Regions from separate parts of the Homo sapiens genome. Here region 1 is linked to region 2. The links are chromatin loops, found by intact Hi-C in ENCODE. Cell type or tissue: Calu3. All regions are shown on one strand.

Region 1 (8,000 bases), 150 kb before region 2:
CTTTCTGGTTAGATTTTCATTTGGTGATCATGTCTTTTCCATGTGTACCTGTAATGTTTTTCCATCATGTCTCAAAGTACAGTCATTAACATAAAAAAAAAAGTTTATGTTATATTTTAGATCATTTGTTGGCATTTCAACAATGTTCACAGCATCTTCACTAAGAGTCGATTTTGTCTCAAGAAACCACTTTTTTTTCCCATCCAGAGGAAGAAGCTTCTCATCCATTCAAGTTTCATTATGAGATTGCAGCAATTCAGTCACATCTTCAGGCTCCACTTCTAATTGTAGTTCACTTGCTATTTCCACATCTGCAGTTACTTCCTCTAATAATGTCTTGAATACTCAAAGTCATCAACTTCTTCAAACTCCTGTTATGGTTGACATTTTGACCTTCTCTCATAAATCACTAATGCTCTTAATGACATCTTAGAATGGTTAATTATTTCCCAAAGTTTTTCAACTTGTTTTGTCAAGATCCATCAGAAGATTCACAATTTATATGGAAGCTATAGCCTTATGAAATGTACTGCTGAACAAATGAGACTTGAAAATTGAAATTTCTCTTTGATCCATGGGCTACAGAGTGGATACTGAGTTTGCAGGTATAAAAACAACATTAATCTTCTTGCATCTCTCCGTGAGAGCTCTTGTTTGACTAGGTGCACTGTCAATGAGCAGTAATGTTTTGAAAGCAATCTTTTTTATAAGCAGTAAGTCTCAACAATGGACTGAAAACATTTAGTAAATCATGCTATAAGCAGATGTGCTATCATCTAGGCTTGTTGTTTCATTTATAGAGCACAGGTAGAGTAAATTTAAGGGCTCTAGGATTTTCAAAATGAAATGGTAATGAGGATTAGTGGCAACTTAAAGTCACCAACTGCTTTAGCCCCTAACAAAAGAGTCAGCCTGTCTTTTGAAGCTTTGAAGTTAGGCATTAACTTCTCTCTAGCTATGAAAGTCCTAGATGGCATCCTCTTCCGTTATAAGGCTGTTTGGTCTACACTGATTATTTTTTGTTTATTGTAGCCACCTTCATCAATAATTGTAGGTAGATCTTCTGGATAACTTGCTGAAGCTTCTCCATCAGCACTTGCTGTTTCACCTTGCATTTTTATGTTATGGTGATGGCTTCTTTCCTTACGTCTCATTAGTCAACCTTTGCTAGCCTCCAACCTTTCTTCTTCTTCTTTTTTTTTTATTATACTTTAAGTTTTAGGGTACATGTGCACAATGTGCCGGTTAGTTACATATGTATACATGTGCCATGTTGGTGTGCTGAACCCAGTAACTCGTCATTTAACATCAGGTATATCTCCTAATGCTATCTCTCCCCCCTCCCCCCACCCCACAACAGGCCCCGGTGTGTGATGCTCCCCTTCCTGTGTCCATGTATTCTCATTGTTCAGTTCCCACCTATGAATGAGAACATGTGGTGTTTGGTTTTTTGCCCTTGTGATAGTTTGCTGAGAATGATGGTTTCCAGCTTCATCCATGTCTCTACAAAGGACACGAACTCATCATTTTTTATGGCTGCATAGTATTCCATGGTGTATATGTACCACATAACGGCTAGCTTCCAACCTTTCTCCTGCAGCTTCCTCACATCTCTCTGCCTTCTTGGAATTAAAGAGAGTTTGTGTCTTGCTCTGGATTAGGTTTTGAATTAAAGGAATGTTGTGGCTGGTTTGATCTCCTATTTAGACCACTAAAAGTTTCTCCATATCAGCAATAAGGCTGTATTGCTTTCTTATCACTCATGTGTTCACTAATTTCTTTCAATAACTTCTCCTTTCACAACTTGGCTAACTCTTTGGCACAAGAGGCCAATCTTTTGGCCTATCTCAAACATGCCTTCCTCATAAGCTTAATCATTTCTAGCTTTTGATTTAAAATGATAGTTATGTGACTCTAACTTGAACACTTAGAGGCCATAGTAGGGTTATTCATTGGCCTAATTTTAATATTGTATCTTAGGGAATAGGGAGGCCTGAAGAGAGGGAGAGAGAGATGAAGGAACGGCTGGTTGATGGAGCCAGTCAGAATGTACATAACATTTACCTGTTAAGTTCACTATCTTTTATGGACATAGTTCGTGGTGCCACAAAACAATTACGATAGTAATATCAAATATTACTGATCACAGGTCACCATAACAGATATACTAATAATGATAAAGTTGGAAATATTTCAAAAATTACCAAAATGTGATACAAACACATGAATTGAGCACATGCTGTTGGAAAAATGAAGCTGATAGAGTTGCTCAATACAGGGTTGCCACAAGTCCTCAATTTGTAAAATACATGGTATTTGTGCAGCGCAATAAAGTGAAGTGCAACAAAACGAGGTGTGGCTGTGTCCTAGAACATAAATATGTACTTTAGTGGAAAAGGTGGATAAACTAAAACAATTTTGTAGTTTAGTTCAGTGGTCCCCAACCTTTTTGGCACCAGGGACTGGTTTCGTGGAAGACAATTTTTCCAGACTCAGGCCAGGGTGGAATTGTTTTGGAATGATTCAAGTGCATTACATTTATTGCATACTTTATTTATATTATTATTACATCATAATATATAATGAAATAATTACATATATCACCATAATGTGGAATCAGTAGGAGCCCTAAGCTTGTTTTCCTGCAAATAGATTGTTTTATCTGGGGGTGATGGGAGACAGTGACAGATCATCAAGCATTAGAATCCCAGGAATGTGCAACCTAGATCCATTGCATGTGCATTTCACAATAGGGTTCAAACTCCTATGTGAATCTAATGCCACCATTGATCTAACAGGAGGTGGAGCTCAGGAGGTAATGCCAGAGATGAGGAATAGCTGTAAATACAGATGAAGCTTTGCCTTCTCAACTGCTGCTCACCTCCTGCTGTGCGTCCCGGTTCCTAACAGGCCATGGATGGGTACCAGTCCATGACCCAGGGGTTGGAGACCCCTGGTTTAGTTAATGGTAGTGTATGGTTTTTATATTCTTACTTTTAATAATTATACTTTGGTTATGTGAGATATTAACATTAAGGGGACGTTGGATAAAGACCATATGAGAATTTACTATCTTTGTAACTTTTCTTTAAGGCTAAAATTACCTCACCATGATTTTTTTCTTTAATAAAGCAATATTGAGACTTTAGAAGCAATAGGGCAAGGCATTGATATATCACTGGTGGGAGCCTCTCTAATTTCCCACAGGACAAAAAAGTCAATGATATTCATTTGGTCTCTTAATATAAAAGTACTGGGGACCTATAGCGGGCCAAGCATTATACTATGACTAGGTTATAGAAGTAAATGAAAGATATATGCTCTTTCAGTTGGCAAGGGGGTTTATGAGTGTTATATCCACAGGTAGAGGGAGGCTGAGAAGGTTTGGATTTGTGATAATAAAATCGGGTTGGAGTCTCTGCTACAAATATCTTTGCATCATCTTCAAAGTTGATGTGTCCTGGGAAAACCAAGTTTTCATGAAAAAGTAAGGTTTATAATGGAAATGCTTTAAATCAGCAATGTTTATACATTTTTTTAAACTCGTCTTTGATGGTCATATGTGTTGTAAGCTTTTTTCAATGCCTGAGTGTTTCTGGCTTGATAGAGTAGGTAGCGTAGGTATTAGGGCAGGCTTGCTAACATCCTCAGGTATGTGCTGAATATTCTCAATGCATTTGTCAGTATTAATGTTGTGAAATCCATATCTGTGTGTATTCTGTACCACTTTCAATATTCCTTTTCTATATCTCCTATTAAGAAAAACATTTAAGAGAGCTACTTTTCTGTCTTTATTCCTTTGTGAATAGTAATATTTAAAGGGATTATTACAGATATTAAAATAAGTAGACTGAATATTGAATGAGTGAGAATAGAGGTATTTATGAGATTTGTATGCTTCTGGCATCCTCCTGGGAATTTTTTTTCCAGCAGCATAGCCTGTAAATATTTAATATTTTCCAGATATTATCCTCAGAGCCTCAATCCATTAACTCAAGTGCATGCTACAAAAACATATTTGTATACTATTGACAGTACATGAAAAGAGGAAGGAAAGAAAATGAAATGATTTTTCTATCAAGTACCATGATTTAGTCATTTCTGTGTTCTCTATGGATTTAGCTCAGTGCTTGGCAATACTGGTAGGTGATAAATTCAATTTTGTTGAAGTGAGTGAGTAAATGAATATATTAACCATTGTTTCATTTAAAGGGTGTAAAGCATAATAACCTTTTCTTTTGTGTCAGAGAATGTTTTCCACAAAGCCACCAGGGTACCTGGTGCTGTTCATGTATTTCAGAAATGTTTCTTGTGTACCAGTAGATGGCAGTCCTTCTTCACGTCCTATCTTTCTTTAAAAGAAAAAAAGGATGAAAGAGATTGAAAAAGAAAGAGATGAAAATGGAAACAGATAAAGATAGTTTTTTAAATTCAGCACATTGTGTTTATTTAATTTTTATGAATAGATTTTAAAAAATTAACTGTTAAGAAGCAGGGAAAGTTAAAATGTGTCTTAAGTTAATTGGAAATAAACCATCAAACGCAATTGACTTTGTGCTAGCTCATCAAATTTCATACCAATGAATTACATTTTGATTAAATGTCACTGTGTATTTCTTTCTGAAAATAAGCTTATCAATAGCCACATGGCCTGTGTGATTTTCAACGTAAATGTCAGCCAGTTTCTTGCCATGCTGGACACTCAAATGATGCAGACTTCAGTTTAAGTTTGGGGGCTCCACTTTGTTATCAGCCTGGTACCTTGGAGAGTATTTAGGGAAACCGTCAAACTATTTTTCTCACCAAAACGTTTAAAATTTGTTGAGCAGCTCAGAATGCTGCAGATATCTGGACAACTGCATGCCCTCGCACTGAAGCATAGGATGGAAAACCGACCCAACAGGAGCTCATTATACATTTCCACAGAGATTCCCAATATGTGAAACATGCCGATGCATTCATATTGCATCTCCACTACAGTAGTTGCTAGGGAGCAAACTGAGTTCACCAGTTTCATTTCCTTTGGAAAGTATCTTTATTTGAAACCTAAATCATGGGTTCCAGAATAATTTCCTCAACCTCTTCCCCTGATTACATTCATCATTTTTCCATCTACTTCAGCCCTGTCACACTGACCCTACTCCAATGAGAAAAAACATGACTAAAGCCCAGGGAACAACTCAGAATTTCAAATACTGGGTTTAGTTTCCAATGGATTTCTTTTTTGTATTCTCTTACTTTTGTGTTCTACAATTTGCCAACAGCTGAAAGAACCACAACCTTAAATGTTTTCTAATCTACAGCCATTGTTAACCACAGAATTTAGGACATGATAAAAACACAGGTTCCTTGTATAGGGGTAGCTTCTCACATATTTCTCATGAAATTTATTCTCTAAAAATAAATTGCTATATGGATAGTTTGACTAACTTTATATTATACTCAGGCTCTGTATTTTTATTTTGCTTTAGTGTTTGAGGGATGTATAAAACCAACTACACACAATTGCACACACACACACAAATTGCAAAAGACACACCAAGACACTTTATGTTTACTGTGATTATATATGTCTTCCTTTGACGTAACTGGAAATAACAGTCAGAATGCACACAATTCAACCACTGAAGCTACATACTGAATAATTTTTAATGTTTGTGTATGTGTTTCCCCATTAGGCTTTGAGACAGATGAGGGCAGAAAAGTTTTCACATTAATTTATTTATGCAATCATGCTTTTACTAATCATTTGTTGGATACTTAACATATGAAAAACTGGGGATAAAATAATGAATAAGACAAAGACTCTGTCTTTATGAAACTTAAAGTATGTAAAGGTAAAGCAGACACATAAAAAAAGGTTAGTAAATCAGACTCCATGATGAAAATATTAATTGGCTATAGTGAAGGAGCAAAATATAATGAGTGTCTTTCTATCTATGGGGATGTAAGGAGGAGTGATGGAAAGCTTTATTAGAGAGAGATTTGAACTCCTTTGAAACGTGTACAAGAGTTCATTAGGTCAACTGTGAGGTAGAATTTTCTACACAGAAGGACTAATATGAGAATTACAGAAGGTTATACATAGCATGTTTTATTTGAAAACTGAAATTAGTTGATGTGGGGTAGTACATTACAGTAGTACTGTAAATGTAGGGATGTTGTAAAGGAATCTTTGTATATCGTACCAAGGAATTTGAACTTTATTGTCTGGGTACTTGGAGTCAGTCAGATATATGTTTTTTTTTATTTATTTATTTATTTATTTTTTTTGAGACGGAGTCTCGCTCTGTCGCCCAGGCTGGAGTGCAGTGGCGGGATCTCGGCTCACTGCAAGCTCCGCCTCCCGGGTTCACGCCATTCTCCTGCCTCAGCCTCCCAAGTAGCTGGGACTACAGGCGCCCGCCACTACGCCCGGCTAATTTTTTGTATTTTTAGTAGAGACGGGGTTTCACCGTTTTAGCCGGGATGGTCTCGATCTCCTGACCTCGTGATCCGCCCGCCTCGGCCTCCCAAAGTGCTGGGATTACAGGCGTGAGCCACCGCGCCCGGCCAGATATATGTTTTATGTAGGGCTCTGACAAGATCGCATTTACCTTTTTGAAATTTCACTCTGTTAGAGGTGTAATGGATAGACTGAGGAGTAGGAATTTCACAACAAGATCAGCTTGGAGACTTTCCAGTATTTTAGGCAAGAGATAATGAGGGGCCTGACTTCAGTAGAATTAGATGAATCCAGAAGAAACAATAACAAGCTCAGTTTTATATAGGTTTAGATTGAGGTGCCCATTGGGCTTCTATAGAAGAGATATATGACAGCATTTGTTATCAAAGGAAAGCTCTAAATTAGAACTGTGGCCTTGGGATCTATCAGCATGTGAGTGGTAACTGAAGCCCTGGATATGTATGAGATCACCTAGTGAGGATAAGAAGAGAAAAGAAAAAAAGAAGAAAAAATGAAAGAAGAAAGGACAAGACATTGAAAAATATAGCATTTGAGGTATAAATAAGATACAAAGGACCTCTGAGATTAAATATATAAAAATAGCAGAAAGAGAAGAAGGATAGAATGGACATAGAGAAACCAAAGTAGGAACAAGCAGTCAAAATGTCAAATGCAGCAAACAGGCACAGTAGGTTAAACATTGACTGTAGTCCATTAAATTTGGCAATTAGGAAGTAATAAGGATCTTTTCCAGAGTGGTTTATATGGAGTGTTAGGTTAGAAGTCAGGTGATTGAAGGTTGAAAAGGAATGGAAAGAGAAGGAAGAGAAGATAAGTATGTAGATTTTTCTTTCAAAGAGTTTTTGTATGAAGGGAAGAAGAAAGAACTATCACCAGCATGTAGCACAAGACCTAGCACTGAGTGGGTGTTAATATACACTTGTGGAATTGAATTTATCAAGTACACTTTGTCATCACTACAATGTCATCACTACCTCACACTACAAAGTGTGATCCATGTAACACCCAGAAATATTCATCTTCTATACTGATATGAGTTTTAGGATGCAAACCTGTATAATCAGGTAAAACAGCTAGTGTGTAGTTTAGTGAAAGGTTAAACCTTACGGTCATCTAAGGGGAAGGAAAGTGGAATTTATAGCTCTACCTTTAAGAATTCTCTTCAAGCTCACCAGATAGATGGGGTTTTTCCTTGTCTTAGTTTGGTGCTATAGGTTGCGAGCAGGATAATTCCATGGGCCGTCTAAAGCAGGACTGAGGATGTGAAGACTAGCTGACAGTGAAGAGGAACTATTAACTCATAAATTATGAGAACTGGGAGTTTTCAGAGATTATCTGGCTACAAGTTATTCAAAACCTTATTTTTGTTTTCTTAATGGAATCTCCTTTTACCAAACCCATTAGTATGTGTAATCTGAATGTATGATACTGACAAAAGGGTAAGACAATTAATATAAATTTATGCTATATATTTATTTTTATAACAGTTAAATATTTTGAACATGATAAAACAATGAGTCTGTTTTGATGAACA
Region 2 (8,000 bases):
TAAAATTGAATTTAAATTACACCGCTCCACACAGAATTAGGCATTGAAAATGACAATAGATCTGAAATGTAGTGGGCTCTGAAAGTTCTTTGTGACTAGGCCTTTACAGCCAGAAAAAAAGGTAATGGGCAGCAAGACCATTCAGAGAAAGGGACAGAAACACATGAAAAAGACTCTAGTATGAATGAGTGTCCAAGAGATTGTTAATAGCCAATATAACATTTTAAAGCATGTTTTTTTCTCTACATATTTAGATAAGAATGATCATATTACATATTTAGATAACAATTACCTTATTGCGCCGCTACAATGCTTTTTTTACTTTCTTAGAAGAATATGCCAAAAAGTACTTTAAGTATAGCAATGTATAAATTATAGTCTTTGTGCTGTGTTGAGCAAGTCCATGGAATTGGCCACCTGAAAGAGAGAATTCTTAATTGCCTGAGAATGATTACTAGTCTTATGTTTGTGAAGAACTTCCATCATTCAAAAGGCAAGCCTCTTCATTGTTAAGACTCAAAAATAAAGATACTTTAGTTAGGTGGAAAGGGTTGGTATGAAAAGCTGCAACACTTTAATTTTTGCTATTAAAATCACAGAAATTATGCAAATATTTTAAATTCTATAAATTGTATGAAAAATTCCTTCTCTTATTTTTTTTCTTTAGCAGCAGAGAATTCCAGGGCATAACCCACTTTCTGAACATATCCTCTTTTCCTTCTCTTTCTCTGATTATCTCTGAAGCTGCGTTTGAGGATAAGCCAGTCAATGAAGTTCTATCTAGTATGCTGGTATAAGAGGGGGCACCTACCATCACCGCTAATTCTCTGTAGCTGGAAGCAATTCTTTCCATTTTTTAGCGATCTTATAATCAGTCAAATCAGTGTTACTATTGGGGTAGACATACATATCTGGAGACCTCAACAGGGGAATGTAGTATAGGAAGAGCTGATAATTGGCCACTCTTTTTTTCAAAAATAAATTTATATTTGGGGTACATGTGAAGGTTTGTTATGTAGGTAAACTCGTGTCTTGGGGGTTTGTTGTACAGATTATTTCATCACCCAGGTATTAAGCTCAGTACCCAATAGTTATCTTTCCTGCCCTTCTCTCTCCTCCCACCCTCCACCCTCCAATAGGCCCTACTGCCTGTTGTTTTCTTCTTTGTGTTCATGAGCTTTCATCATTTACCTCCCACTTATAAGTAAGAAGATGTGGTATTTGGTTTCTGATCCTGCATTAGTTTTCTAAGGATAAAGCCTCCAGCTCCACCCATGTTCCCACAAAAGACATGATTTCATTCTTTTTTATGGGTGCCTATTATTCCATGGTATATATGTGTCACGTTATCTTTATCCAATCTGTCATTGATGGGCATTTAGGTTGATGCCATGTCTTTGCTATTGTGAATACTGCTGCAGTGTACATTTGTGTACATGTGTCTTTATGGTAGAATGATTTATATTTGTCTAGGTATATACACTCTAATGCATTTGCTAGGTCAAATGGTAGTTGGGCTTTTATTTCTTCGAGGAATCATCATACTGCTTTCCACAATGGTTGAAATAATTTACATGCCCACCAACAGTGTATAAGTGTTTCATTTTCTCTGCAACCTTGCCAGCATCTGTTACTTTTTGACTTTTTAATAATATCCATTCTGACTGGTGTGAGATGGTATCTCATTGTGGTTTTGATCATATATAATCAACCACAGCAATCTTTTCTAATGAGTTAGAACTTGGCTTCAGATCCTTGTTAACACAGAACTCTAATTAGCCTCTATTGCTTGATAAAATTTTCCATAAAGACAAAGCCCATTTTGTAATAGATGCATAAACCCAAGAGTCTAAAAAACTGTTTTCTGGTCCTGGTTCTACCACTTGAGCAACTCACCGAGCTTCATTTAGCTTCCTTAAACCTTAGTTTGACTAAGACATGTCTGGGAGCTTAACTGCTAACTTGGAGTTCCTTTCTTCCCTCATACAGAGAGTTTTAGAAGTTTTCACAAAGATTTTATGAGTTATACAATTTATTAACTTTCCAAGTTTCTTCTCAGTTTTTCTGTCTGCCAGTAATACTACACAGCTATCTGTATGACAGGACTGAGAATTCCAGCATCTTTGGTCATGTTTGCATTTCTATAGATAAGATCTGTATCTTGTTTTTGAAGATGGTTGGTGTTTGGGGGTGGTGGCCAGGGGTGTATATGGTTCTAAAGGGGTTCATAACAGTTATAGGCAGACATATATTGGCATGAAGGAATATTTTTCAGTTCTATATAAGATACTAAACTATCCAAGTTCTTCTAACTTTAGGAAGTTTTGTCAAACAGGGAAGTTCTTAGTTCATATTGTTTATAGTATCAGATCTATGTATACTTATTAATCTTATACCTCAATAACATTTATTTTCTACCTCAATACAATGGCAATTATGAAAATAACCACTAGTTTGCAAATATGTCATCTCATCCCTAAATAGAGATGAAGTTGCTTTAGTTTTCAGGTGCTATTTATTCCTTCATTAACATTATTCATTGTCTAGAGTCTTCCATGTGCCCGGCCCAGGGTCAGGAACTATGCATATAAAGATGAGAAATCTGCTCTCAAGAAGCTCAAGTTCCAATGAGGAAAGCAGACATGTACATGAATTATTATGCTATGTGAAACACTAGAATAGAGATAAGTTGAAAATACTTTAGATAATAGAAGAAAAGTGCAACTAGCTTTTGTCTTTACCCCTTCCACGTCTGTACTTTTTCATCATCCATGTTCTCAAGTGGTTTCATCACTGATAGCTATGCTAATTCTCTTGGTAACTGCTTAAGAATATTGCTGAGTTTCTGTTGGAAAAGAATGTCTTTAGTCATGACTAGGAGACTATTTTGATCAAAGAGATTGAATTTACTAATTCCAATATTTGAAGGGCAACATCATATTTAGTTCTTGGGAACTCCTTTCACAATATCTTGGCCATTTTACCATCAAAGCTAAGAGAAAATAAATGGCCATTCTCTGCTACCTCATTGAGACTTCCCTTCCAGTTCTGGGCTCCTTCCTGAGATAGCTGCTACATTTTCAGGATGCTAATACAGGGTATGATCTCACTATTCAGGTGTGATCCTCCTCTCTCTCACAGTGTACAGAATTTGTACTAAAATTCCCATGAGTATATTGCAATATAATAACACAATCACAACACTCACATAACTCCACAATCCAAAATTAGTATTTCCTCTCTCCCTCCAATTACAAACAGGCAATAATTTCTTGATTGCTTGTGTTTCCTGGCAAATTTCCTTTAATTAGTATGCCTGGTTTCCTGACACTAGCTGGAGTAACCTGGTTGGAAACTTATTTTCTAGGCTGGAAGTAAAGCTTCAAAAAGTTTTCACCACACAAATATATCTTTACACAAAGATACAGATTCACACAGTAGACATAAAGCAAACATGCCTTATTTACTCCTTGGGTCAGTAGAGAGAAAACAGGAGGAATCTTAACCGAAAGAATAATTAAGAGTTGAAATGTCTTATACAAGTTGAGATTTGACATATGTTAATGTTAAAGAAGAGCAGGTATAGTTGTTCAAAATCCCTACTGGTCCTCAAGGAGGATTCTCACTTCTGTCATCTGCTCTCAGAGTTTCCAATAGTAGTGGCACTGACTGATTAGAGTCCTGTTGCCTTAGGCTGCCTTTTCCAACAGTTATCAAATCCTCTTATGCCTCCTGCTGGTTGCAGGGCTGACCATTTTTCATATTAGCCAAGCATTTAAGGCTCTGAGTTACTCAAGAATCCCAAGAATTAACTATTTAGGGACTAAATTGCAAAAGCAAGAGTAATCAACTAGCCCTTTAAAAAATTATAAGTAAAATCTACTCAACACAGAACATTGATTTCTAAACAAAATATTATTTTCAAGTTTCATTAGCCAAATGTCGATACATAGCCTGTAATCATCTTGAGACCACAAAAATAATAGCTCAGTATATCACAAAGTAATGTTTTTCTGAGAGATCCACAGGAGGTGGATTGACCTGAACACCTTGCAAGACATGAATTCACATGCATTTTCAGCATGTCTTCTCCAACTTGATGAAAAAAATTCCAATCATAATACCTAGGATAACCCAACCTCCTTAGTCTTTTCAGTATTTAATATGGAATCACTATTTTGTAGAACTTACTTTAGTGATTCACTCATAGAATGTCATGTTATATTATTTATGTATGCGGCAGCCCACTGAACTGTGAAGAGATTTAAACTGTGTCTCCTTACTTATTCCCTGACAGTTTGCACATAACAAAGTATATACTCTTACTATTATTTGTGGGGTCTGCCGACTATTATAGTCTACTGAATAAATGTAAATAGTTACTTTCTACCCAGAACCTCCATAGTGCCTGCACTGAATCTCAACATTTTCCCCTCCATATTTTCATCTGCTTAGTCACTCTGTTCATTCAGTGACTATTTTTCTTCAGTCTCTTCTCATCATCTTGTCAAAGTCATAAATTGCTAAACATACCTGCATGACTATCTATATTACACTAAAATTATATTTATTCACTGCATATAAAAATAAAACAAAATGAATTTTTTTAAGCTCGAGTGCGTATTATTTTCCCACAGAATTGTCAAACCACTGCAATGTTTCTTTTCTTCTCTTCTACCAACCCCATCCTCAGTATAAAGAATAGTTCTAATCATAAAATTAGAATTGGTAGTAGGAGTAGTACAATGAACAGCATAAAATTAATGGCCTGGGCACATAGTTGAGCCTATTATTACACATTTATAAGCTAAATTTATATTTATATTTTTGAAAGCTATGCCTAGAATATCATAGTATAGCCAAAGGAGAATAAAAAATGTTATTGGTATTCTCTTCACATTATCATTTTCTAAAACATAGCTTTAAATTAATTTTACCTGAGTCCATTTTCTTCTCTTTCTCCAGCTCAACTCTTCATACTTAAATTCCATTAGTTGGTTTCCTCATCTCCAAAGCAGGGACATAAATAATAATACCTATATTTCAAAGACAATATGAAGGTTAAATTGAGCAAAGCAAATGAAAAATATTCTTTGAGCTGTACATTGATATACAAATAGATTTCTGTTATTTCCATTGGAGGAGTGTTTAGATATTATAAGGCACACTAGGGATAAGGTTTATTTGGCAGCTGCCTTGTCACTCCAAATAAATTTATTTATCATGTATTTATTGAGGAATTTATAGCCTCTAGAGAATTTTCTCTGTGAGAGCACTGCTTTTGAATTTTTTTGTTTCTTCTCCCACTCCACCCCTTTGGCTAGTTGAATTCTAGACAAATAATGTCTTACTTAGCTGGGTAGCTAAGCTGCAACTAAATTCTCCAGGGATTTTCTATAATATGGATTCAACGCTTAGGAAAATTCAACTTAAAAGTGGAAAACATCTCTTAACTAGAGAATTATCTCCTTCAAGTTCTGTCTTCAGAAGTGATTTCTGTCTTAAGGTCTACCAAGTATTCTTGGCTTTTGTTCCTGCATATTTTTCCAGGTTTAAAGTGTATTTTTCCACTTAATTAGACTGTAAGCAATTCTAATGTCATTTTTGTTTCTGATATATTGGTTTCTACAATATTTTGATTTTGATTGGTGATAACAAAATGGTAGTAATAATTATAAGGGTCTTAGTTTAAATATTTTCAAGTGGTATACTTGAGAGCTTCATTGATACAAGTTATATGTGTTTCATTGTGAAATAAATTATATACAGTAAGACCTATTTTAAAAATAACAATTTATTATAGAAAGGTGGTTTTGGCCAGTACTTTTCAAAAATTAAAAAAAAAGACTAAAATATATACTTTTTTTAGAATAAGCTTTTCCTTTTTTGTTGTTGTTTCATATCATATGGTCTCTTAAATAGCCCTTATGGCATTTAAATGATGTGATTTCCCTAAAATTATTAGCAATGTATGTAAGGATTTATGGCATGAAGTATATGTGGATATTTAAAATGGGGAAATTTTGTGATTAACAAGTTTAAACAAATAGCAGATAAATTTGTAAAATTTATAGTTGTGAATAAACCGTGTCCAAACATATTCAGTGACTATTACTAAAACATTATTATCATGCTATGATCTTTTCTGCTTGTGCATTGTAGTTCAAAGGTGTTGATAAGGGTTGATGCAGTGGAATTGGGCTTTCTAGCTTCAATGGGAACAACAGGATTACAGAATGGAGAGGCCAGATATACAGCTTAATTCAAAGGGATAAGGTGGGCAGAGTTATTACAATAATCTACACTGGGATGGAAAGATAATTAGAATATCTCATTCAAAGAGATCTACCAAATAGCTAATTGATCAAAGTGTCTTAGGAATGAAAACAATAAGCAGACTACCAATGTGCTTCTTGATTTATATATGATATGTATAACATATATCAAGATTTATATTGATTCTATATGCTATTACATAAATAAAACTACATATGAGATAACACTACACTCACACAGTAAATTCTCATTATACTCACTATTTGCAGTAGTTATATTCTATAAAGTTGCCATGAACACTTAATTAAGTGAATATTGTACTATTGCTCCAAAGGTAAATACAGGGATATGTTCTTGTGAGCTTCTGTTCACAATATTTCATCAACTAATTATCAGACAACCCTATTTAATGTGTTTTTGTTTAAAGGCACTTTATTTACTATATATAGTTGATTCATGAACATTGAACTCATGGCCAACAACACTATAATTTACATATGTATGAAGTTTATCTAACACGCTATTTTCTTCGTAAAGCGTATCATAGCCTTATTGAACTTAGGAGCACTATACAGGACTTCAGCTCTGTGCTCAGGGATCATTGTAAGCAGCAAAATCATCAATAAGAAGCACAAAAATGTGAAAAATGTGACACAAATATACTGACAAAAGAGCACTGGTTTACATATCAAAGGTGACACAAGAAGGCAGAAAATCAGCTAGTTTAAACTGAGCTGGGTATGTGGGCTTCAGGTGACCCAATTTTTTTTACACTTTGCATATGTTAGCAACTGACTGCAAAAGCCTCATGACTAGTGATTTGGGAGTTTTAAATAAATTTTAGAGAGGAAGATGGATTCACGAATATGAACTCTGTAGATAATACTGATTGACTACACACACACACAACACACAGAGACACACACACACACACACATTATTTTAGGTTTGATGGGAAGAATTCTGACATGCATTGCCACAGTTGGGATCCACAACCTTTTGCCTATGTCTTTGAATTAAGGCAGTTTACATATCAAGTTCCATTTTTGAGGGAGAGGATAGGCCCATTTGAAGAAAATCACTATAGACCATACATCTTCATCCAACGTTTCCCCAGAAGAATCTGTAGCCATTTACCAGAGTGACTATGCATTTGTGAAAGTGAAACATCTAGAATTTTCAGAGCTTAATAGATACTAGTTTTGAATTGATGCTAATCCTCAATGCCATTATGATCATCCAGTCATAATAAAGTCTTATGAAGGTGATGAAATGAGTTGACCAGTTCTAACAGTTGGTCCAGTGGCACTGTGAATGCACTCTGTGGTTGTTTTCCCATTCCCAGAATGCATAGAGGGAATAGACAGACATATAGGATAACTGGCAGAACCCCCATATTGATTTCCTGGCCCATGTAGTGTTAGCCTAAAGGAAAGGCCAACTGGAAGCACCTGGAATTGTTCCCTTCTTTGCAAGGAAGTTAAGCACAATACTGGGAGGTTGTTTTATTTTATGTCATCTTAAAAGATTTGAAAGAAGCATGGTTAAAGAATTACCCAACACTCATATTCAGCTCACCTAAAGAATGACCAGATTTCACAAAGTTCATCAGGTAGTGATGCTAATTGTAACTGTGGTCTTAGATGAGCTTTTGTTATTGAAATTAACAATGACAACAAACAGCAAAAAACAAAAAGCACATCTAGCACCTGGAATACAGTTAT

The links. Peaks named below come from ENCODE experiments on the same cell type or tissue, not always from the same donor. Only the 100,000 strongest peaks of a DNase experiment are listed, where the experiment ranks them.
Region 1: a loop joins it to region 2, with 11 times the contacts of the local background. A loop is called at or near these places in 16 of 110 quality-filtered maps.

Annotation. Positions count from the first base shown.
Region 1 is chr11:90,284,077-90,292,076 of GRCh38, forward strand. The region is part of intron 1 of DISC1FP1 (DISC1 fusion partner 1); the gene reads left to right. It also overlaps the pseudogene TUBAP2. Among named protein-coding and RNA genes, the nearest start is that of DISC1FP1, 37 kb to the left of the region's middle. In Calu3, a CTCF peak has its summit at 4,396; no DNase peak of the experiment used is centred here.
Region 2 is chr11:90,431,315-90,439,314 of GRCh38, forward strand. The region is part of intron 1 of DISC1FP1 (DISC1 fusion partner 1); the gene reads left to right. Among named protein-coding and RNA genes, the nearest start is that of MIR4490, 120 kb to the right of the region's middle. RefSeq lists a silencer at 3,547-3,841 and an enhancer at 6,651-7,378. In Calu3, no CTCF peak of the experiment used is centred here; a DNase peak (open chromatin) is centred at 3,717.